5 separate regions of the Homo sapiens genome follow, and all the other regions are linked to region 3. Evidence: chromatin loops called from intact Hi-C (ENCODE). Cell type or tissue: dorsolateral prefrontal cortex. All regions are shown on one strand.

Region 1 (5,000 bases), 240 kb before region 3:
AAGCCAAAACCTGACATTTAATTAGTGAAAAATGTCACTTTAAGGAAAATTAAACACAGCCCATGGAGTACTGACCCAGAACCTAGGCAAACGGACTTCTACCCTGATTTTGCCACTCCTTCATTACTACTCAGCAAAAATCACTTTATTTATTTAGGCTTAAGCCTCCTCATCTTGGGAAGAAATACTTACTAAAACAAGTATTTCTTAAAGTTGCTTCTACTATAAAATTCTACAAAATAAAAGTAGTTTATTGATTATTAGAAGTGCTTGTGTGTTTATCAAATAGCTTGATTTTGATACCTCATCAATAAAATTAATCCTAGTACCTTACACTAAAAAGAGCACTTGGATATTCAAATGTTGTAGTGTGGACATTCTTTGCCACCTCCTCAGTGGGAATCAGGGGTTCACCCCAACCTTTTTCATGACTCTAACATCTAAATGTTCTTGAACATAGGGTCTTGTAAACTTCTTCCGAAAAATAAATATTTTGATGAATGGGCTTGACCTTCCCAAGATCCCAGCATATTTCAAAATTTCAAAATAAATAAACATTAATACATTACCTCATTATGAAAGTAATGTTTGCTCTGAGAAATTCAGAAAAACAAAAAACTAGCAAGTGAGAACAGTTTTTTCACAATTTTATGACTCAGAGATCCTATTTGCTATTGTTTACCCCCTCACAATCTTGTAGATGTGTACAAATTAGTTGTGATTTCTGGTTATATTAGTCTGTTTTCACATTGCTATAAAGATACTACCCAAGACTAGGTAATTTATAAAGGAAAGAGTTTTAATTGACTCATAGTTCTGCGTAACTGGGGAGGCCTCAGGAAACTTATAATCATGGCAAAAGGCAAAGCAGGCACCTTCTTCACAAGGCAGCAGGGGAGAGAAGAGAAAGTGAAGGGGGAACAGCACTTTATAAAACCATCAAATCTCATGAGAACTCACTCCCTATCATTAGAACAGGATTGGGGAAACCACCCCCATGATCCAATCACCTCCCACCAAGTCCCTCCCTTGATATGTGGGGATTACAATTCAAGATGAGATTTGGGTGGGGACACAGAGCAAAACCATAGCATTCCACCCATGGCCCCTCCCAAATGCCATGTCCTCACATTTCAAAACACAATCATACCCTCCCAACAGTCTCCCAAAGTTTTTACTTATTCCAGCATTAATCCAAAAGTTCAAGTCCAATGTCTCATCTCAGACAAACCAAGTCCCTTCTGCCTAGGAGCTTGTAAAATCAAAAGCAAGTTAGTTACTTCCAAGAAACAATGGAGGTACAGGCATTGAATAAATGCTCCCATTTCAAATGGGAGAAATTGGCCAGAATAAAGGGGCCATCCAAGTCCAAAATCCAGCAGGGCAGTCATTAAATCTTAAAGCTCCAAAATAATCTCCTTTGACACCATGTCTCACATCTAGGGCACACTGATGCAAAGGGTAGGCTGCCATGGCCTTGGGCAGCTCTATCTCTGTGACTTTGCAGGGTTCAGCCCCTGCAGCTGCTTTCATGAGCTGGCATTGAGTACCTGTGACTTTTCCAGGCATACAGTGCAATCTGTCAGTGGATCTGCTATTCTGGGGTCTGGAGGATGGTGGCCCTCCTCTCACAGCTCTTCTAGGCAGTGCCCCACCAAGGATTCTGTGTGGGGACTTCAACCCCACATTTCCCTTCTGCACTGCACTAGCAGAGGTTCTCCATGAGGACTCTGCCCCTGCAGCAGACTTCTGCCTGGACATCCAGGCATTTCCACACATCCTCCAAAATCTAGGTGGAGGCTCCCAAAACTCAATTCTTGAACTCTGCATCCACAGGCCAAACACCACATGGAAGCCACCAAGTCTTGGGTTTGCACCTTCTGAAGCAGTAGCCTGAGCTGCACCCTGGCTACTTTTAGCCATGGCTAAAGCTGGAGTGGCTGGGACACAGGGCACCAAGTCCCGAGGCTGCACACAGCACATGTGCCCAAGGTCCTGCCCCCATTTTTTCCTCCTAGACCTCCAAGTCTGTGATGAGAGGGGCTGCCATGAAGGTCTCTGACATGCCCTGGAAACATTTTCCCCATTGTTTTGGTGATTAACATTCAGCTCCTCATTATTTATGCAAATTTCTGTAGCTGGCTTGGATTTCTCCCGAGAAAATGAGGTTTTCTTTTCTACTGCATAGTCAGGCTGCACATTTTCCAAACGTTTATGTTCTGCTTCCCTTTTAAACATAAGTTTCAATTCCAGATCATCTCTCTCTGAAGTTCAAAGTTTCATAGATTTCTAGAGCAGGGGCAAAATGCCACCAGTCTCTTTGCTAAAACATAGCAAGAGTGACCTTTGCTCCAGTTCCCAAGAAGTTTCTTATCTTCATCTGAGACCCACCTCAACCTGGACTTCATTGTCCATATCACTATCAACATCTTGGTCAAAACCATTAACAAGTCTCTGGGAAGTTCCAAACTTTGCCACATCTTCCTGTCTTCTTCTGGACCCTCCAGACTGTTCCAACCTCTGCCTGTTACCCAGTTCCAAAGTTGCTTCCACATTTTCAGGTTATCTTTATAGCAGCACCCCAATCTCTGTGGTACCAATTTACTGTATTAGTCCATTTCCACAATGCTATAAAGATACTACCTGAGACTGTGTAATTTATAAACAAAGGAGGTTTAATTGACTCACAGTTCCACATGGCTGGGGAAGCCTCAGAAAACTTATAATCATGGCAGAAGGGGAAGCAGGAACATCTTACATGGCAGCAGACAAGAGAAAACATGTGAAGAAGGAACTGTCAAACACTTATAAAACCATCTTGTGAGAACTCACTCTTTATCATGAGAACAGCAATGGGGAAATATGCCCCCATGATCCAATCACCTCTCCCCACGTTCCTCCCTTGACATGTGGGGATTATGATTCAAGGTGAGATTTTGGTGAGGACACAGAGCCAAACCATATCACTGGTAAACTCAAAATGTTATAATACTGATTATAAACATCACATTTCTTTATTGTAAGAATAATATAGACATATTGTATATGGCTTAAAAAGCAAGGGGGAAATTCAAAGAAAAAAATAAAAACATCTAAAACCTTATTTAAGAAGATAAACAATTGTCTGCAGAGGAACAGGAAAAGCTCTAGAAAGGGGGTTCATTCTGATCATGTTTAGCCATTGGCATCCTGATCCCATGCATTGATTACTGTGTGGGAGGAGGGATCATGATCATCATGATGGGCCCACAGATGAGACAGTTCAGCTATGCAGACCTAGCTTCCAGATGTTTGTAGAACACGAGTCATATTTAAGCATTTATTTTAAAAATTCATGTCTCCTGTTTGTACTTAAGCCCTATCTTCACTTTCACACAGCTGAATATTTGTAATTATCTTCTATGTTTGGCATTCAGCTGCAAAACAATAAAAACACAGGATACACATAAAAAGATGACAGGCATTGGACACACTGGCCTATTTTTAACTATTGTATGTCTGTATGCATATAGTTTACAAAGCGTGTATTATACTCCATATAATGACCCAACATGGGGTGTTGGAGCTGAGGCTCCTAAAAGGGCTGTAACGTCAGCTCTACTAACTAATACCATTTGCAATCTTTAGGAAGATGATGTAAATAAAGTTCCTAACTGATGGATAATTTGTCCTCTCAGTAGTCATGTCCACATCTGTGTCAGACTTTGACTACCACTTGTTTCAGCAATTCTACAACCACCCACACATTTGGCACCTCCATAGAAGAACTGATGGACCTTAGTATAGATTTGCACTCATGGCAAATATTTTTTACAACAACACAGCAAGGCTACACAGCCAAATCGACAAGGCATAGAACACAGCAGACAGAGTCTGGTTACATTCACATGCAGGCTTCCTATGCTCTCCCAGAAAGGGCCACACAGAGCTCACTGCCCCTCCAACAGTGAAATACAGCAACATATGTATAATGTTTCTGCCAGTAAAGCCACTGTAGGACTCAGATCTCAAGGTTTTTATATGGGACTGGTCATATAGGCACTCTCTGCATAGCCACAACTACTAAAATTCTAGACTCCCAGATTGAAAGCAGGTAGGTGGTCATCCTAAATCTTATTATCTAGGCAGACTGGTAGAGAGGCCTTACCAGCACCATGAACATTTCAAGGTCAAGTTTCCAGATGCCAGTTCTGCCTTTTGCTGGCAGTTTTACTTGACCTCTTTTAGATTCCATTTTCTCACTCATTAATTGGGTGATATAACAAGGAATATAGTTGTGAGACCCCAGTCCTCATGGAGTACGTAGTACAATGCCCAACACATAGCATCTTATGCTAGCCATTATCATTACAGAGTTGAACAAAATTATATTAAATATTACTTTTAATAAATCAATGTTACAAAACATTTAATATGAGTTTTAAAGATACTGAGAAGAAATGTGCAAGCTCCTTTGGTAATAAAAATAGGTATTATGTTGATTTATGCAACTCTATTTGTCTGCAGGTTTAGTGGGGTTTTTTTTGGAAGAAGGTACTTTATTTAACAAAGGCCCTATAACTGTATCCCCACTATTTGAAGGGTATAAACATTATGAGCAAGTATTGGAAAAGAGCAACATAGGTAAGTGACTTAAATGATCCTCACATTTTCAAGAGATTTCATTTGAATCATGGTGTGAAGGTTTGCTTTTCCTAATACTGGGAAAGTAAAAGCAGCAGAATAAAAATGAGCTGAGTAGTTCTGCAAGGTCAGACTGCACCCCTGTACTCATTGGTGTCATAAATGAGAAAACATGTCTTTTGCTTATTGAATATTTTAATGTGTCAGTTAATTGGCTTTATGCTTTTATTTCATTTAACCCTCACAACAACCATGTGAATTAGGTATCATTATCTGTACAGATGAGAGAACTGTGACCCAGGAAATCTAGATAGCATGTCTAAGGTAGCCCCAGTAAGAACAGGTCTAGGAATTCAAACTTGGAAATGTCCAGCTGT
Region 2 (5,000 bases), 1.3 Mb before region 3:
CAATTGTGTGTCTGTATTTAAAATATATGCATATATACATAAATAAAATCTAAATGCAAAAGCTCTGTCTCCCAGGCTGGAGTTCAGTGGCAGGATCTCAGCTCACTGCAAGCTCCGCCTCCCGGGTTCACGCCATTCTCCTGCCTCAGCCTTCCGTGTAGCTGGGACTACAGGCGCCCGCCACCACGCCCGGCTAATTTTTTGTATTTTTAGTAGAGACAGGGTTTCACCTTGTTAGCCAGGATGGTCTCAATCTCCTGACCTCGTGATCCATCCCCCTCGGCCTCCCAAAGTGCTGGGATTACGGGCGTGAGCCACCGCGCCTGGCCAAAAGGCTCTCTTTCAAAATAAAAAATTGAAATAAATATTGTATCTTTTAAATAAAGAAATTCTTTTTTCAGTATAAAATATTCTCTGACTAGATTTCTTTAGCAAGAAGGAAAAAGATTCAAGGCTTACACAGTTTTGCTTATCCTGTACGCCGTTTTTAAGTTCCTGACAAAGAAAAGGTAGTAATTCTTCTTATGCTAATTAAACTGGTGGGTTTTTCTCAGCTATGAAATAAGCGCTAAAATCTCTCACATTAGAATTAGTTTCAAAGTTGGGAAATATTGTTTAGATAATTATTTGAATAATAAAACAATGGTTAGGCCAGATTCAAAAGTATATCAGTAAATATAAATGAAACAGCAGTTAACTAAGTTTCTTTCTTAAAAATACATTATTTTAAAGGCTGAAACATTTCTAATCAATACTTAATAGAATAATTTTATTGTTCCTGCTGCAAAAGTTTTCTTTTTTTTTTAATATAATGATCAGAAACCACTTTCAAGAATTGCAAACCCAGGAAAAAAGTTTTATTTTGCTTATCATGAACATATAAATGTACAGCTTTTACAGCTGTTTTCCAAGTTATTCAGGAAGATTCTTGACAAAGACTCTGTCCTTGATCTAATGCTAGTTAGGCTCCCCCGAGTGTCTCTCTGACTAGGCTCTGGATCTTGGGTTGTGTCCATGGTTGGCTTATTCCACTTTTGGCAAAAATCTTGCTAAGTCAGTTTACAGTAAATCTGACTACCCTCTATACGATATCTTATCACCCTGGCCTTCCTTCAGTAAAAATCCTGTTAGGTCAGTTTAGCAAAATATTACCCTACTCTTAGTAATATTCCATCCATCAAAGCCTGACTGTTCCCCTTAGCTATAAGTCTCCACTTTTCCTTATCATATTCAGAGTGGAGACTGATCTCTCTCCTCTACTATAAAACCCCACTGCAGAAGCCTCCCTTGAATAAAGTCTTCTTCACTGCCTTTAACATGTGTCGTAAACAATTTTTCCTTTAACAAGTCCAGTGGATGCCCATGGACAGCAGTGTCCCATAGGGCCCTATGCCTGCTGCCCACCCACCTGAACATTTCCATCCTGGCCTTATTAAGAATTCAACAGAAATAGTTGTAGCTTCTACACTGCATAATTTTTAAAACCCTACCCCTTCTACAAGCTCATTTCATCTCAACTATAATCTTGAGAGATAAGTGTAAAAGCCGTATTTTACAAGAAGAGATTGAGGCTCAGGGACATCAAAAGACTTGTCAGAATCAAATTGCAATGAGAGCTTAGATCTACTAAACCTATTCTGACTATTCTTTCTGCTAAAGTTTTTATTTTCTCATGGCTGTAGTGGGGGCTTGATATGGTCCAGCTGTTGATGAAGACAACGGAAGTGCGTCTCCTCTCCTTCGACCCATAGCTATACGTACACTCAGCCCCAGTCTCCAAGTGAGTACAAAAAGACCCTGCTTTAACAAGGGCAAACACAGTTATGCTCAGAATCCCAGTAAATCTGAATGCCATATGCTTGTACCATTTTGTAATTTAGGCTTGTGGGGCTTCTTTATAAGGTAAAATATTAAGTGATAGACTCTATGATTAAGAATATGTATGAGTTAATTACTCTTTCTTAGTAAGTGTTATGGATAGAATGTCTTTCCCTTATGACAATGTTCCAGAGTACAGGATCTGATTTCTCTAACTTTGCCTTAGATTATCCCTAAATTAGATGTCAGTCCCAGGAAGCTCCAACGCCTCTGTGTCAGGAAGGAGTTTGGCTTCAGAGGAGCTGACATCAAACCCACGCTGAAGAACCTCACCTCCGGGAAACCTGCAGGTCTGTGTCGTCTGCATCAGAGGTTTGGTGGGATGAATCCCTCAATCACTCTCCAATGTGCTGCCATGTAAGGCACCTAGTCATAGTTTGGCAACAGAATTTGCTCCCAGGATTTTCTCATCTTTGTAGACTATGCCTTTAAAATGCACCTTTCTTTACTGTACACTGGCCAGACACCGAGTTTCATCTTGTTCACCATGATAAAGAGCAGAAGGGAAAGGATCTTTTATTTCCCTATAGCTTGGAGTTACTCTCTCACCACCAGAGGGCAGGTGTGTACCAGGATGCCAAACCACAGCTTGCCTATTTTGAGGGCGGTATTTCAGTTGTGTCAATATACGGGTATCTTGACAAATGAGTGAAGAACTTCCAAAGGAATACAAGTGATTAATTGTGCTGATTAAGCCCTAGGGTAGGGAGCAGGAGAGCCTGCCGGGATCACTGAGTGTGCATCAGCACAGAAAAGTGACAGTAATTGGGGTCCCATGCTGAGAAGTCTTCAGATCAAGGAAGTTCAAGCTGGGCACATGGACTTCGTTAACCAAATCTTCTATTGTGTCTTTACTCAAGTTGTGGTTCATGCTTATTAAAAAATGCAGACTCTCAGGGCAGCTGCATCAGAATCGTCATGTTTAACAAGCTCCCTGGGTGATTCTTTCTCTCTTAAGTTTGAAACAGGATCTTGAGAGTGTCAGCAACTCAGCAAACTCTTTCAAAGCTAAGGTTCAGGTTGGGGAAACCCACAAGTGTTCTGGATTTTGTTGTGAACTTTTAAAAGCCCCGTCCAGGCGCCCATGAACGTAAGGCCTACTTGGTGGCACTTCCCTGTGGAACAAACAGGCAGATGTACAGATACAAATCATCTCTTTGTCTTGGCTCTTTCCTCGGCCTTTACACACTCCTCAGGAATACAAGTTTCATGAGCAATTTAACCCTCAAGATGTATACAAACAGATTTTTATTTAACAGATAAATTATACTTTAAAGTTGAGCTGGAATTCGTACTCATTTTAAATGGAATCTTAGAAATATGATCATGAGACAGCCTCAGCCATCAGGGATCATGCAATAATGACTTCTTGTGCATCAGTAGGAATTTCGTGTGAATCAGTGGCAGAACTCCAGCCATATATTGTCCCTAAAGATGGTTTCTAGGACACAAAGCCACTCCTTCTGATTCTAAATTTATGTAACAGGTTTGAATTCTATAGACACCAACTTGAGTGCGAAGAAATAGAACTCTTGTCCTGTCTCCAGAAATATAGTATTGGGGCTAAATTTAGTCCAATCAGTCTTTTATCAGAATTACTAATTCAGTCAAAATTTAATTCAAATTTTAATTCAGCTTCCTACTTCTTCCTCTGGAAGATATGCAAGTCTAGAGAGGAGAAGTCCATTCATTCGTGGCAGGGAGGGTGAGATTCTGTCTACTTTCATTATTTTGTGGCACAGTGCTGGATGGTGCTGGCTCCCACAGGTGACACAGTCATCACCAGTACAGTGTGCAGGAGATACCAGCCAGCATCTCACTTATAAAGGTCCACATACATCACAGTAATGTGCATCTCCTTGATCTATGACCTGTTTTTGGCCAGGTAGCCTCTGGCCATGATCATCAGCTCATGCTCCAAGTTACTTTCCACAGCTTACCATGGAGCCTTGGGAAGAGTACAGACCTCTTCATTGCCACTCCCCAGCCACAGGGAATCTCAGGTAGAGCTGGGCCCTCCTTTCGTCAAAATGTATCATTTCTGTTTTTTCCCCAAGCCTCATGGTATATGGTATCTCGGAGGTTTCTACTCTTAAACTGCATCCCAAACATGGCAAATCTGTTTTCACATCTCTCAGAAATGCCACATTTTTCAAGGGACATATTTATATTTTCTTCCTTTCCCTTCTTCACCTACCCCAGGGAGGAAGTACAAATTCCTCTCTTCGTCCAAAACAGCATTCCCAGGTCAGCTATGTCTTCCTGGAGCTCAAATTTTTAACATCCTTCCAAGGAAAGAAGGGAAATCAGTTTGATCTCTTATACCCTACTTGAGTCGGTCCTGTTTTGTGATAAGAGCAGCATCATTGCTCATTTAGACTGTCAGTCCTTGCTGTCCACGGAGGTCTTCACATTCGTCAATGCAGTTTGAGTTAGAAGTCAGATGGGAATATGGCTACAGGTATCTTCAGGAAAGAGAAAGGAAATAGTGTTAATAGTTGGTTATTCTGTCCTATTTTGCCTCGCCATACATGCTTGTGCCCAGAGAGAGTGAGTCACGACACAATCTTAATCTCCTTTATCTATTTCGGTACGTTCTCAGAGGCTATCCACAGAATATGATTAATGTTACTATCTTCACCCAGACAATAAGAGAGTTCTGGGATTTCCCTGGAGTGCTGGGACCCCTTGTGGGAAACACTAAGTAAAATGTATTTGACAAGAGGCAAATGGAGAAAAGACTAGCTGGAGCCAAGAGCTGGTGTGGTTTCAGTGTGTGCATACAAAGGGAAGCATAAAGAATATTTTTTGTTGAGCAGTGATAGAATTGCTCTGTATCCTGATTCTGGTTGAAGACGCATTAATCTATAAATTTTTTAAAATTCGTAGAACTATGCACCAAAAAGTCACTTTTACTGGATGTTGCTTATCTATCTGTCTATCTGTCTATCTATCTATCTTTCCGTGGAAGTTTCCATATTAAATAGCTTCTACAGGTAGGCTTAAATGAGCTGCCATTTACAAAGAAAACAAAAATTGAAGCTACATTAGGATTCTGTTTTTTGTATTTATTTTCTGAAGCACCATGGTTCTACCACATACAAATAAATTTGTAAAACAAA
Region 3 (5,000 bases):
GGTGAACACAGCGATGATAGTACTCACCATTTTAAAAAAAAAAAAAGTCTTTTTGTGAGTAGGGGTGTAATGATGACAGTTTATGGTCAAGTTCAGCTGAGGTGAACAGAGGATCCAAGTGCATTTCCACCAAGTGGTTGGAGATTTATGACTAGGATTCAGAAGTGTTCAAAGCTAAGGATGTGGATTTGGAAGTCATTTGTATAGAGGAAGTTTCTGCCAATATTGAAACTATGGTCCTACAACAGCTTCTGGCTTCTGAGAAGTCACAGATATTGTGTCTCTTTTATGTGGACACACAAGAAAATCATGCCCTATGTTTTTGTTATCCCAAGAGAGAGAAGAGTAGGCTGAGCATACTCCACAACTAGTATTTTTCATCAAAGAACACAATAAATATAATAAAGTCGATCTGTGTAATGTAAAACAATAAGGACTTCTTCTTATTTGTCTTTGCATTTCCCATGGCTTGCACATAGTAATTGGTTCCCAAAATACTTGTTGATTGAATTCAGATGAAAGCTAGCTTTTAAGATAATTAACATAACTAAAATAGTTATTGAGAACAGTTTACAATGCTCAGTTTTTATCCTATGTAAGTACTGTTGGGAAATAGTAGAAAGCCCAAAGAAACTGGAAAAGGTTGGGTTGTGTATTTCTCAAAATGGAAGGAAAAAGATGAAAATTCTTCCTTTTGTACCCTAATTAATCATTAGCAAAAATTTTGAAACCAAAATATCAACTTTTAATCATTATCATCATTGTTAATCTTCCCAAGCAGTACTTAGATTTGTGCCATAAAATTTAACATCTGCTTATATATTCTTTTCTTTATCCTCAAAATTATAGAAACAAAATTTTAGAACTGGAAAAACCTCACTGCATGATAAAAATTTAGGATGCTAATAGTTGTTCAACATCCGGTATATCTTAGCTCCTGGCCTGAAACTGCACATTTGTGAAGTCTATATTCCTTGCTTGTTTGAAATCTTCCAGGTTAGCAGAATGTTCAGTACATGGTTTTACTGAAGCCTCAAACTCCTGGGCTCAAGCAGTCCTCCCACCTCAGCCTCCTGAATAGCTGAGACTACAGGCACATGCCACCATGCCAGACTATTTTATTTTTTATTTTTTGTAGGGACAGGGGTCTTTCCATATTGCCCAGGCTGATCTCAAACTCCTGCTCTCAAGCAATCATCCCACCTCAGCCCCCAAAAGCACCAGGATTACAGGCATGGGCCACCACACCTAGCCCAATACAATGATATTTAACAAGCACTTTTTGATTTGTACACAGGTCTGCCAAGCAAGAATTTTATTTTATTTTATTTTATTTTATTTTTATTTTTAGACAGAGTCTCACTCTGTCACCCAGGCTGAAATGCAGTGGCACCGTCTTGGCTCATTGTAACCTCCACCTCTCAAGTTCAAACAATTCTCATGCCTCAGCCTCCCCAGTAGCTGGGATTACAGGTGCGCGACCACGCCAACCTAACTTTTGTATTTTTAATAAAGATAGCATTTCACCATGTTGGCCAGGCAAAAGTGATCTGCCTGCCTTGGTCTCCCAAAGTGATGGCATTACAGGTGTGAGCCACCATGCCTGGCCTGCCAAGCAAGACTTTAAACATACAAATGCCTTCCCTCAAAAAACAAAAAAACAAAAACTATATCTTGCTCAAATTAAGAGCTACAAAGCTTTTTTTGACATTAATCAAGTGATAGAAAAATAATGGTGTCAGTGAAGGTCCTAGGCTTTATGGAATAAGGTAGCAAGGTAAATGCTATCTTTTTTTTTTTTATGAGACGGAGTCTCGCTCTGTCGCCCAGGCTGGAGTGCAGTGGTGCAGTCTTGGCTCACTGCAACCTCCGCCACCCGGGTTCAAGCAATTCTCCTGCCTAAGCCTCCCAAGTAGCTGGGACTACAGGCGCGCACTACCACACCTGGCTAATTTTTGTATTTTTAGTAGAGATGGGGTTTCACCATGTTGGCTAGGATGGTCTCGATCTCCTAACCTCGTGATTTGCCCGCCTCTGCCTCCCAAAGTGCTGGGATTACAGGCGTGAGCCACCACACCTGGCCGTAAATGTTATCTTTCAAATAAAGCAAATAGTAAGTGAGTAAGCTTAAAACTAGTCATTTGGGCATTTTGCCCACGTATCCTCATTTATTATACATATTTTTGCATTTTTTTAGTTTACCAGTGTCCTCCCAGAGACCTACCTATAGATTAGTCTAGAAGTCAGACTATAGGGGTAGTTTCAACAAGATGTCTTGATCCCTGTGTAAGGGACATGTGTAAACCTTGTATACATCTCTTTGTAATTTCACTTCTACATTTAAGGAGTGAACAGACCAGCATCAGCATCAAGTTCCTGGTTTCCCAGAAGGATACTTCTGAGTCACAACAGCAAAACCAGCAGTTGTCCCAAGCACAAGGCTAGGATTCTCTCACCTTCCTCAGAGGAATCCATCAGACAAAATGAAAGGCAGTTATATAAACATTCAGAGTAAACATTCAATTGTCCTTCTGATTATGTTGAACACACACACACATACACACATGCACACACAAAGTGGTCAGAGGGCATGGAAGCTTTTCAGGAAAGACTTGTAAATTTAACAAGCACAACTTCAAACAAAGCGTTTCATATTAGACTGCAGAATCCAGTGAAGAATCTGCAGGATTAGTGTTAATTTAATAAATAGTGCTGCTCTGCCCCTCTGTGGGAATACTGAGAAGTGCATGAGAAGATGCACAGAATTCAGAATCAACTAATACAGATACCATTAGTTAGAGAAAGAGGCTAAGTACAAATAAAATCCAGAGGCTTCTCTTCTAATACGAAATCCATGCCAAATATTTATATTTTCTGAGTATAGTGTCACTAGATGCAAAACGATAAGATATAAATGACTTGGAACGTGATTTGCAAATGTCAGTTTTAAATTCATCTACTTTTAAAGTTGAATTCAATGTATCTATATACTTATTTTCTATTTCTTCCACGTGAAATGTCACTCGGTGGTGTATAAAACATGGTTACAAGTTTAAAAGTGAAACACAGGGATAACAGTGATAATTAACATTGATTGAGTGATTGCTATATATCAGGCACCAGGCAAATATTAATTCTTTTAATCTTCATACACAACACTCTGAGGGAGACAGGAAACCTCATGGTATACAGGACACCTCAAAGACCTTTAGGTAAATACATAAGCCCAAGACCACTTCTCAAGTGAGAGTCAGAATCCAAGTCCAAGTATCCTACCTCCCAGTGCAGCATTTATTTCACTTACACAAAGATGTTTGGTTCACAGCCCTGAAGAGAAACCATTTACCAGACTAACCTTGATTAAGAAATGTCTATCAAAACTGAATAAACAGAAAGTATTGCAACTGCATCTGACAATTACATGTTTTCTTCCTACTGTTTTTAATATTGAAAGAAAAAGATGCTGACAAAATTATGAAAAAAAAGCATGACAATTATTTATTCCATTATATATTAAGCAGGCTCACTTTAAAATAAGTTGATTAGCATTAAAGTCTTATCTGAAGGCCCACAATGAACTTGAAATGATTCTACTTTCCCGAAGTTTATATATTTTCCCCCATGATCAAACATAATTAAATCCTGTTTCTAAAATCTAGACATCCATATGAGAGTTCCCAAGGAGTTCCTATGGCTTGGTCTTCACAAGGCATCTACTTTCTGCCTGGTTCCTATTTGTTTGCTTATTTATTTGTTTTTGGATTTTGTTTTGTTTAGTTTTTTTTTTTTGCTTTGGTTTTTGTTTTGTCTAGTGTTTTTGTTTTTGTTTGGTTTTGTTTCTTTTGTCACTATGGAGCTATAACACCAACCATCATTTAGATTTGTAACCTTCAATCTTGTGAAAACGTTTTGAAAACTCCAGGCTAAATTTTTATTTCTTCAGTAAGCTCCTGGAAATCAAGATACTTTATATTTTCAAAAATAAAATTCCTACCCCCAAACTGACTGTGCTCATGGCAGTTTACAACTACTACCAGGAATGAACAAATAAAAGGACTAGGATCAAGTTAACACCGACTTGATAGAACACAGTTTCAAACTTACAAGTGGGTTACAAAAAGTTAATTGGCAAGTCAAATGAATGGAAATTGTGATGGGTTTTCCCATTCATTTACTTATTTTTTTTCTATTTACATTATGGCTTACAAAATAATAAATAATTTTTTTTTTGAGACAGAGTTTTGCTGTTGTTGCCAGGCTGGAGTGCAATGGCACAATCTGGGCTCACCACAACCTCCACCTCCCAGCTTCAAGCGGTTCTCCTGCCTCAGCCTCCCTAGTAGCTGAGATTACAGGCATGTGCCACCATGCCCGGCTAATTTTGTATTTTTAGTACAGACAGGATTTCTCCATGTTGGTGAGGTTGGTCTCAAACTCCCAACCCCAGGTGATCCGCCCGCCTCGGCATCCCAAAGTGCTGGGATTACAGGCATCAGCCACCACGCCCAGCAATAATAAATAAATTTGCAAAAGCTTTTTTTTTTTCTTTCCCATACTGGGTCTTACTCTGTTACCCATGCTGGAGTGCAGTGGCAGGATCTCGACCCACTGCAGCCTCAACCACCTGTGCTCAAGCAATCCTCTCGCCTCAGCCTCCCGAGTAGAGATTGCAGGCACCTGCCACCACGCCCAGCTAATTTTTGTATTTTTAGCAGAGACGAGATTTCGCCATATTTGCCAGGTTGCTCTCGAACTCCTGACCTCAAGTGACCCACACGCCTCAGCCTCCCAGAGTGCTGGGATTACGGGAGCCACCGCGTCTGGCTAATTTTTTATTTTTTTTTTGGAGATGGGTTCTCATTATGTTGCCCAGGCTGGTCTCCAACCCCTTGGCCTCAAGCGATCCACCCACCTCGGCTTCCCAAAGTGCTAAGATTACAGGCCTGACCACCGCGCCCCGCTGGGTTTTCGCATTTAAAAGCTAATAGTAATAGCATTTA
Region 4 (5,000 bases), 1.2 Mb before region 3:
CTATAAATTTCCCTCTACACACTGCTTTGAATGTGTCCCAGAGATTCTGGTATGTTGTGTCTTTGTTCTTGTTGATTTCAAAGAACATCATAAAGAAAATAATTATATTTTCAAACACCCCCAAGAATTTTGAAGACTTGCAGAAAAATAATCTGCTCTCCCGGTGCCAATATTCTGTTGAAAGTCATAAATCCTTACTTTAAATAACTATTGAAATATTTGTGTCATTATTAGTTCACTACAGACTTAAATAAAAATCCACTGCTGTATGCAGCACCTTAAGATGAATTATAAATTATTCCTGTCTCATTCACTCAAGATACAAAATCTTAGATAGAATACCCAACTTGCTAAGCCTAAGCCATATCCCCTTGACACGGGGTTGAGAGATATGGTATCTAACTTCTCCTACATCCTAGTAAGGTATCCTAAAATTTAAATAAGAGTAATCATTACGGAAAAGGAAAGACCCCTAATCTCTCCTCTTATGTTTAACTTGTCATGATATGTGGTTATAAAGAAATGTATATATGTGTGTTTCTATATGTACATACACACACACACATATATATAGTGTTTCTGTATGTAAACACATACATACATACATATTTATGTGTATAAATATGCAATGTATTCATATGTTGATATCTCGGAATGCAGCACAATGAATCCTGTAAACATCCTGAAATCCAATTGTCTCTGTCATTTAAAATGTTTTTAGGCTTAATAGTCAGAAATGGTATTTTTTTAATTTAAAAAATGTTTTAGCTTCCCCCATCCGTTTAGTTTTAGTTGACATGTAATAATTGTATATATTTATGGGATACAGAGTGATATTTTAATACATGTACATAATATATAATGATCAAATCAGGGTAATTAGCATATGATACCTATCACCTGAAACATTTTACCTTTCTTTGTGCTGTGAACATTCAAAAATCTTCTCTTCTAGCTTTTTGGAAATATACAAAAATGATAATGAACCATATTCACCCTGTGATGCTTCAGAACACCCAAACTCATTCCTCCTATCTAGCTGTAATTTTGAATCCTTTATGCAAGTTCTCCTCCTCCTCCCCCTTATGCTTCCCAGCCTCGAATACCCACAACTCTACTCTCTACTGGAACTGGATACATTAAGGAAAATAAAATAAAGTATATTAGTAAGATTAATTTCACATGTCCTTGCTTTGTAAAATGTGGCTACTAAAAAATTTTAAATTACATATGTGGATAATATTATATCTCTACTGAACAGCACAGATCTATGGGACAGGAAAGGAAACCAATAATTAACAGGGTTGACAATTAAAGCAACAGAAAGAAGGTGGCACATGCATTTTATTTTAAGTTTTCCGAGATAGGAAATATTGAATTGGAGATTATTCATATTTTAGGAAAGTAGTGAACGGAGGCAATTAAAAATAAAAATCTTTTTTTTTTAGCATAAATTCAGTTTAGTGATTAGGAACTTGAGATTTTGCAGCCCATTACCTAATCAGAGACTATTACTACTTACGAAAAAATTCTCATGTGTAAATAGTCCCTTTTTCTTTGTAAAAGCTTGACCGAGTATTTTGCTTATGTCTCAGACTGTCATGGGGCCAAGAAGGGCTGGAAGAAGTGGATGTTTTTATTTCAATTGATTGCTTTTTGACCCTTTCCTAAGTGACAGGAGGAGTTTCATTCTTTCCTCCTCAATTGATCTTCTCACTGATTGTTTAAACAAGTGGACCATATCTTGGTTAGGTAAATCTACAGAAAATAAATGAAGAGTATGTTCTGACCTTAAACAAATGAAGTATTTTTTAAAAATCTTTTTATTATAGAGATCCAAATTTATCTGAAGATAATTACCTACCCTAATAGTAATCAATACCTGGCCAATCAGACCCTATTCACATCTACATCCATTTAGCACCTCCCTCCATCCCATATATTTAAATCCCAGATATCATACCATTTTATCTATAAACATTTCAGTATGTATTTCAGAAAATAAGGACTCTTTGTATAAAAAAACAAGGCTACAATAGCATTATCATACCTAAAAAGTAATTCTTGATTAATAAACCTTTGGTAGCATCAAATCTGCTCAGTGTAAAAAAATTTACTGGAATATTTTCATGGTGATTAAATGCAGATTAATACCAGGCTCTGAAACTTACATAGTTTTATGATATGCCATAAATAATTTACCTTTTCATGTTTCAATATATGAATTTTGATCATCTTCTCATGCTGATTTCTGAGAAAATAAAAATAGAATCAAATTGTTATCTTATTATGTCCCTCTGATTATAATACTCCTTGGCAATATAAAAATATTTTGTAACACAATTTATCCCTTAGGAACAAACTGAATTACCATTATGATTATTAACCACTAGATGCCACAGTTGCTTCACACAAATGAAATTAACTCAGCCTTGATCTGTCAAGAAAAAATGATAACATTCAAAATAGCTTAGTAAAATCCTGATTCAAAGTGTCAGTACAAGCCTAATCTTGATTATACCTTGTAACAGAAGCATAAACTGAACATTCATGTATATATTGACCTTTTACTTTCATAAATGATCAAAGAATGATTCCACCCTTTAAAGTCACTTGCGCCTTTTCTGTGATTTTAAAGTTATTAGTAACCTTTTCCAATTAGTTTTAATATCTAATGTAGTCCCATTAGAGCAGTTTGCTCAAAGACTCTCTGCTAAGTATAGCAGACTTTGTCTTGGGGTGGTTGACATTAAAGTCTTTCCAAAGCCACAGGAACACAATCTCTACAAGAAGAAATCTGTCTTCACTGTGAATCCAGATGATACCTTATGTTCCAGTAGCTACAGCTCAGAGAAGGTGGCAAATAATTCATATGTTACTGTAGTCTAATATGGACATATTTGAAATAGTTAAAGGGTTTAGGAAAGACAGAAAATCAGTTTTGTAATTTTCTTTGTAAACTATTATAATTTTAGAAGGATTTTATTATTGCTTTTTTCTCAAAATCCACTATAGAGGTGCTTCACAGAGATTTTATGAGATGGTTCACAAGTATACTTATTGGCACATTCTTGCTTAGATAAGAACAGCAACTATATGAGACATTTTTTCCAGAGTTATTATTATAGAATTACCTATATTTGTGTATTCTTTCCTCTAACACAGTATATAGATTTTTATTATATTTTGGTATGCAATTATGTTTATTTTTCTTCAATGTTAGTTCCATGAAAATTTCCTCCTCAACAACCCTTACATCCAATTGACATTTTTAAAAATTATTCCTATAACTTATTACTTAATGTTTTGAAAATAAAAAAGTGAGTTCTTGATAGAGATTTCCCAGAAAATTACCTCCTCTAAAAGTCATGTATCTTCAGAACTAAAGTGAGATGAGAAAATTACTTCACTGACTTTGGGAAACGCCCACAAATAACACCCACAAATAACAGGAATCTGAATACATATAAAATTAAATTTACATAAAAATCTTTTCCCAAAGCTTCTACTTATTACAAATAAGGAAAGGGGCAGACACTGTGCAGGAAGAAAAAAAAAAGAGGCTTGTTTTTTCCCTTCTATTCTCAAGTGATGAGGTCACTTCAATAAAGATTTAAATGTTTTCTCTAATTCTACCCTTGTCCCACTGCAGTTTATTTTCTCCCCATAGGAGCTAGAATGATCTTTGTAAACAATAAATAAAAACCAGATCACTACTCTACACAACAGCTTCATTGTCACTCGGAATAAAAGCCAAAGTCTTTATGAATGTCTGCAAGGATCTATATATGCACTGTCCAATATGGTAGTCCCTAGCCACTTGTGTCTATTGAACATTGGAAATGTGGCTAGTTTGAATTCAGGTGTGCTGTAAGTGATGAGCACACAATGGTTTTGAAAAATTAGTACTAATAAAAAGGATGTAAAATATCTCCCGATATTTTGGGTATATTAAGTTGAATAAAAAGTATGAAAATCAATTTCACCTGTTTTTAAATGAGGCTTCTAGAAAAAAATTAAATTATATATCTTGCAGTTGTGGCTCACATTATAATTCTATTCAGCACTGACCTAAATTATCAACAAGTCATCCGCTTCCTCCTTTTTCCAATCTACTTTGGCCTCTGCTGCGTCTCAATATGCCATGTCTGTGTCAAAGACTTGTGTTAGCTACTCCTTCTCCTTGAAAAGTATTATTTCAGATATCTTCAGGATTAGTTTCCTCACTTTTTTCTGTTTTCTGCTAAAAGTATCAGAAAGAACTTTCCTGACGTATCAGTTTTAAGTGGCCTCACCCAACACATAATACACTCACTATCCTTCTCTTTTTTTTAAATAAACACTTACACCGACATATTACAGATATTTCTTTATATGTAAAAATACTTCATATACACACATGCATGCGTGTGTGTGTGTGTGTGTGTGTGTGTGTGTGTGTGTAATCTCCTCTTAGAATACAAGTCCCATGAAGTCAGGACTTTGTTTTGTCTACGTTTTTTTTCTCAGTGATAGTGTCTGCCTCACAGTACATACTAAATAAGTATCTGTTAAATAAATGAAAAGATGAAATGTAATAAAAATAAGATGATAGATACCATGAGAGAGACGTTTTAGCATAAGGGAAGGGATTAGAAAATGAGAACATTTCCCAAGTGTTTACAATGAACTAAACATTATGTTAAGCACTTCATATAGTATATTAATAAAGCCTCACAGAAATGAATTTACAGATGAGAAATCAAAAACTTAGAATTTTCACAACTTGCCCAAGGTCACTTGTCTCATATGTAATATCACTTCAATGATTTCATTTTATCTGAATCTTTTCTAGTGCCTTCCCTGACTCCCATACTAAATTAGATGCTCTTATAAATATTCTCAGAGTACTCTGTATTTCTATTCATATCATTTATCACCATTGTAATTCATTTCCTAGTGTGATGTTTAATGTGTCTTCTTCAATGCACTATAAGCTTCATGATGGGAAGCACTGAATA
Region 5 (5,000 bases), 1.0 Mb before region 3:
TTCACCTATAAAAACAGAAATAAAACTGATCTAATTTGCAGTTTTGCCATCCAAGCATTATGTAAAGGGTAAATTCTCCTGACCTTCTTCACAATGTTACTATAGCTAACGTTAACAATAGTAATGTGGAGTTCCACATTACTCAGCAAAAGAGTAGTATATATTTAACAACGAAGGTGACTTGCTCTGAGTCTCTTTTACTGAATAATTAAGTATTCCTTACGGGGCTAGTGTGTGTGTGTGTGTGTTCGTCTATATATATACTTTTTCAAATTTATTTTAATATATATAGAGGAAATGGTACTTATATTAAAATAAATTTGAAAATGAGTTGTTTTCCTTCTGCTTTATACATACATATACCACTTTTGCAAATGTGCTGTTAGCTTAGACAGCCCTAACTTCACTCTTTGTAGTATTACATGTTTATTGTCAAAATCTGTTCTGCCAACTTATTGACAGGCCCTGGCAGGCAGGCCTTTGACTACACAGAATAGATACAAAGTAAAACTTAGTGGTATTTGATCAATCAAGTCAGTTCAGTTTAATAATTAGGTCTAATTATTGGTATCATGCCTGCAAAGCAAGCTCTATCCTCTCCACCCTGCCCCACAATCACTCAAATCAGTTGGCTGCTTAATTCTTCTCTCTTCTAGCTTATTACCTCTTTTCAGAGCAGAATAGCTAAGGGGTTATATTTGCTTCAGTGTCTAACACTCTTTTTCATATGGCTGATAGAATCCTTCAGTATGTTACAACGAAAAACATTTTTATTATCAAAATAATTTATCAACCAACTGTAAGCATAACACATCTGACAATTTTATAATTGCTTATAATTTACAAAGCACTTTCATATATATTTTTAATTGTGGTGCTACCAATGGTCTTGTAAGGTAGGTGGGGCAGGAATTAATATTCTTGCCTAACTCTATAATTTATACACTCTAGTTGATGGCAATTTAATCAGTTTATGATGCAAAACTTTTTACATCATGAAAATACACATATATAAATACTTAAATGTTAGTGTTATGTTTGAAGTTATCTAAACATCAAGCTCATATTGGCATTTCCATGCATAATTCCAGAGAGCCCTTTCAAAAAATTATCCTCCTGCGTTAGTGTTTTATATTTTTATATTATTGTATATATCACATATTATAAATTGTATAGGGCCATCCAGAGTCTGTGCAAAGTACTTAATACAAATAAATAACTTCTCCTTTGGCTAACTTAAGTGGCAATTTGCCATTTACCTAAGATTGAGGTTTTATTCTTTCAGAAATAATTGTAATCAAGATTTCATGAAATGGTAGAAAAATGCAAAACTGACAATCATTTGGATTGTAATGCTTTGTCAAAAAGTTATATTATCATAAAAGCACAATCCCATATATGCGGTTATGATTAGTTATTGGAAGGTTTTATCAAAGATGAGGTTGAATTTATTGGTTTTGATTTTAAAATGTGATAAAGTTTTTACAGCATTTAAAAAAATGACTGCATTCACACTTAGGCTTTTCATTAGAACATTCACATGCTATATTATCAACTTCAAAGCAGATGCACAAATGGAAACAATAGTTAAGCATTTTATCCACAAGTATTTTATAGGTTTATTAATTGAATAACATGTCAAGCACCCAGAATAGTCCTTTTGTATTGCATCTATTAAATATAAGGCAAATACTAATATTTTATATTTTGTATAACATTTCTTCTGAAAATGGACCAAAATAGTCTAAAGCATGGGTATTATCCATTTGACTATGAAGACATATGAAGCCCTCAAGTTTCTTAAACAGAAAGAAGATTGCAAATTACTTCAGTCATGTTCTATAGTTTACATTTACAGGCACATCAGTGTCTAAAAATAAGGAAATGAAATAAAAGTTCTAATGGAAAGAGACAATAATTTGTGAATTAGGATAAAGGTCCAAGAAACTTTAAAACCGTTAATATATTCTTATGCAAATAGGGACTCATTGTAACTTAGAAATCTTTGTTGCTTACAAAATTGCCTCTTTAGATTTTGCTTGATAGTATTAATATCATTTTAAGAGACATAGATTTCCTTTAAATTTTCACTAGAGAAGCACAAAAATGCCATACTTTCTACTTCATTTCCACTAGGGGGTGATCTCCTATTGAAAGTAGCAGAGGAGGATTGAAAACACTGTGACCCTACCAAGGCAAAATGGATACCTTGGTAGGTTAGAAAGTTCTCAACTAAAATGTTGTAAGTAAGAGAAAAAAAATTAATACATTAGAAGCTAATTTCAGCAAGGAGAACTTCTAAAATCTTTACACATCTACAAAACACACAATTGTTAGGCTTAAATTTTTTCTCAATTTTAAAATTTCAGGAGTTCTAGTATTTTTCTCATCAATATAGAATATAAGGAGCATTTCATGAGAGAGAGCTGCACCTTTGCTTCTTCCTTAAAGAACACACTTTCCTATTCTGAGGAGAGTAATTTTTTTTTTAAGTGCATATTTACTACTTTGAAGATGAATATCGGGAAATATTAGGTGGGGATTTGACATGGGGTTGGAATCTGACAATTATCAAGGACTTGCCCAGAGCTGGATATTGTCCTATGTAGGTTTTATACATCATCTCATGTAGTCTTCACTGTCATCTTGTTTAAACCAAAAGTGACTTGAAAACTCCACAGATCTCCATAAGGGGAAGTGAATTGGAGTTTGGGTATTAAGCAAGGAAAAGAGATGGGATAGAGAATGGAGAGGTTCAAAATTACTAGGAAAAACTATGGCTTATAATTAATTACTAAAGAAAAGGCTTATAAGTACTGGAAATGGTGATGCTGAACAATCTGCAACTACTCTGATAAAGAAAAATGTTGGCAGTTCATGGGTATGAAGAGCAAACCTGGCTGCTTCTGAAATTTTTTCCTGGGATTTATCTAAAAAGTATGCTCTAGAACCTTGTTTTTGTAGTGACTTCAGAAATGAGCTTGGCTTCTACTGAACATGGGTTCTTATATAGTCACCATTGTTTTTTCTCATTTAATTTCCTGACAACAAAATTTGACTAAAGCTTTGCCTTTAGTCAAAATTTCAACCATAAAGAGCTCTGTTTTAGATGCAATGGTTAGCTAAATGTATTAAGAAATAATATATTCCCACCTGATTTTCTTCATTTTACTGTCATGTTCATAATAACACACAGGCAGAGGCAGCTATTGAAAAGTGTTGTTTCTTTAGTATTTGTAATTCATAAGAAATGTGTTCTGACATTTCTCAAAGGAGAGCACAGATAAACCACAGTCTAATCTTTGGCTTTCATTCTGCCCAGAGGGTTTTGTGCTGACAGTATGTGAAGCCCAGACCTCATAAGATCTGTCTTGAGCCTTAGGGAGATAATCTTCATAGTGGATGGATACTTACATGCAGGTTTTTTTTCTAACTTAGATGAAAACTACTTCCAACTCATTTTCATTTTCATATAAAAAGCATAGAGAATATTAATGATGACATATAATACCTTTTTATATTTCATTAACTTGGGGATTAAATCTAAATAAACTGTGCAGCATTATAAGATAACTTAAAACTCTGTATATTATATCCCTGATAAGAGAAATATTTGTAAGATCTTTAGAAATCTTCATGTTTGGGAATGTAAAAATGTTTGAACAGTCTTTTGCTTTTGTTAGGAATTGAATTTTGGCTGTGAATTTTTAATAATTTATTTTTATTAAAATAAATTTATTTTAATAAAAATTGAATTTTTATTGCTAGCTCTTCAACTTTCACCAACATTTAATTTCTTATGTTGGCTGTTACTCATTCACAAACCTCCATGTTTGTATCATTGAAAAAAGGATGTATGATCATATGAAAGAATGCTGCCTGTAGGCTAGGCTCACTGATGAGCACAGCAGCTCAAATCCTATTTGCCAGCCCCATGGCATGAATCCTTCAAATCTGTGTTTCAGTCAAGTACAAATCCCCGTAGTCATGGATCTTCAGGATGAAAACTGATTAACATTAAATCCTCACATGCCAATAATCTGCTATACTGTGTTTTTAACCATATTGCTAGAATTGAAGTATCACCTCTTTAATCAGCCAGTTGTTTAAAATTCTTTTCACATTGATGGTGGATTATCTGAAACTATATATTTTATGACCCTGAATATATATGGCTAATTTTATCCTAAGTCCTCAGATTCATTAAAATCTAGCTGTTGTTAAGTTTGTGAGCACATTATACAATCAGCCCGATTTTAAAAAGCTCTAGGCAACAGAGCTTTGCACTATTCAATATGATTATTTATTTGTGTAACAAAAGATCCCAAATATGACCACCATGTTCTAGAAACATACTGCTTATTTATAGGTTAAGGCAATAATTTCCAATCCTAGCTGAATATTATAATTGCCTAGAGTGTATTTAAAGTATTCTAGTACCAAGGCTTCAGCCTACATCAAATAAATCAAAATAATGAAATAGTAATTTTTAAAAGCTTCCCAGGTGATTCTAATATTCTGCCAAGATTGGGAACCAATGGGTTAAAGTGATTTTTTTTTTCAGCCACCTGGAAATAAAATGCTGACAGAAATATGCAGGTGCAATGAGGTGACTGTGGGTAAAATATAACAGATGCAACTAATTCCACACATTTTATTTTAACACACACATACCGGACTTACTAGAATTCAGGCAGGGTTTTAAGTGGTTGACTCATTTAACCCTCGTATCATGTTTATGAGGAATACACTAACTCATCCCCATTTACAGAAAAGAATTGGATTAAACAGTTTTCTTAAAGTTATACAGTTGATAAGGGGCTGAGCCTCACTTCAGAATCTATGTTCCAGTCCGTTGATTCTCAGACTGTGGTTCCCAAGTCAGCTGCATCTGTGTTTTTGGAAAATCATCACTTCAAACTTACCAGAGAAAAAGGTTTGTAAGTACTATAATTGGAGATATCAAACAACTTGTTGTTCTCATGATAAAGATATGGATA

Evidence for each region. Hi-C counts contacts between places; a loop is a spot of excess contacts. Peaks named below come from ENCODE experiments on the same cell type or tissue, not always from the same donor. Only the 100,000 strongest peaks of a DNase experiment are listed, where the experiment ranks them.
Region 1: it touches region 3 in a loop (2.4-fold over the local background); 33 of 110 quality-filtered maps call a loop at or near these places.
Region 2: a loop joins it to region 3, with 8 times the contacts of the local background. A loop is called at or near these places in 49 of 110 quality-filtered maps.
Region 4: a loop joins it to region 3, with 7 times the contacts of the local background. A loop is called at or near these places in 45 of 110 quality-filtered maps.
Region 5: a loop joins it to region 3, with 3 times the contacts of the local background. A loop is called at or near these places in 33 of 110 quality-filtered maps.

The regions. Positions count from the first base shown.
Region 1 is chr5:130,862,778-130,867,777 of GRCh38, forward strand. The region is part of intron 1 of LOC107986449 (a long non-coding RNA gene); the gene reads right to left. Among named protein-coding and RNA genes, the nearest start is that of HINT1, 300 kb to the right of the region's middle. In dorsolateral prefrontal cortex, no CTCF peak of the experiment used is centred here; no DNase peak of the experiment used is centred here.
Region 2 is chr5:129,769,098-129,774,097 of GRCh38, forward strand. No RefSeq gene overlaps it. Among named protein-coding and RNA genes, the nearest start is that of MINAR2, 24 kb to the left of the region's middle. RefSeq lists an enhancer at 2,407-2,960. In dorsolateral prefrontal cortex, CTCF peaks have their summits at 739, 1,000, 2,436 (motif pointing right) and 2,635; a DNase peak (open chromatin) is centred at 2,454; H3K4me3 peaks cover 498 bases.
Region 3 is chr5:131,107,446-131,112,445 of GRCh38, forward strand. No RefSeq gene overlaps it. Among named protein-coding and RNA genes, the nearest start is that of HINT1, 55 kb to the right of the region's middle. RefSeq lists an enhancer at 4,548-5,000. In dorsolateral prefrontal cortex, CTCF peaks have their summits at 2,724 and 2,932; a DNase peak (open chromatin) is centred at 2,726; H3K27ac peaks cover 653 bases.
Region 4 is chr5:129,897,259-129,902,258 of GRCh38, forward strand. CHSY3-AS1 (CHSY3 antisense RNA 1) reads right to left here. Exons shown (of 3, transcript XR_002956248.2): 2 at 2,203-2,251. Among named protein-coding and RNA genes, the nearest start is that of CHSY3, 4.7 kb to the right of the region's middle. In dorsolateral prefrontal cortex, a CTCF peak has its summit at 2,384 (motif pointing right); no DNase peak of the experiment used is centred here.
Region 5 is chr5:130,107,213-130,112,212 of GRCh38, forward strand. The region is part of intron 2 of CHSY3 (chondroitin sulfate synthase 3); the gene reads left to right. Among named protein-coding and RNA genes, the nearest start is that of CHSY3-AS1, 200 kb to the left of the region's middle. In dorsolateral prefrontal cortex, CTCF peaks have their summits at 2,135 (motif pointing right) and 2,335; no DNase peak of the experiment used is centred here.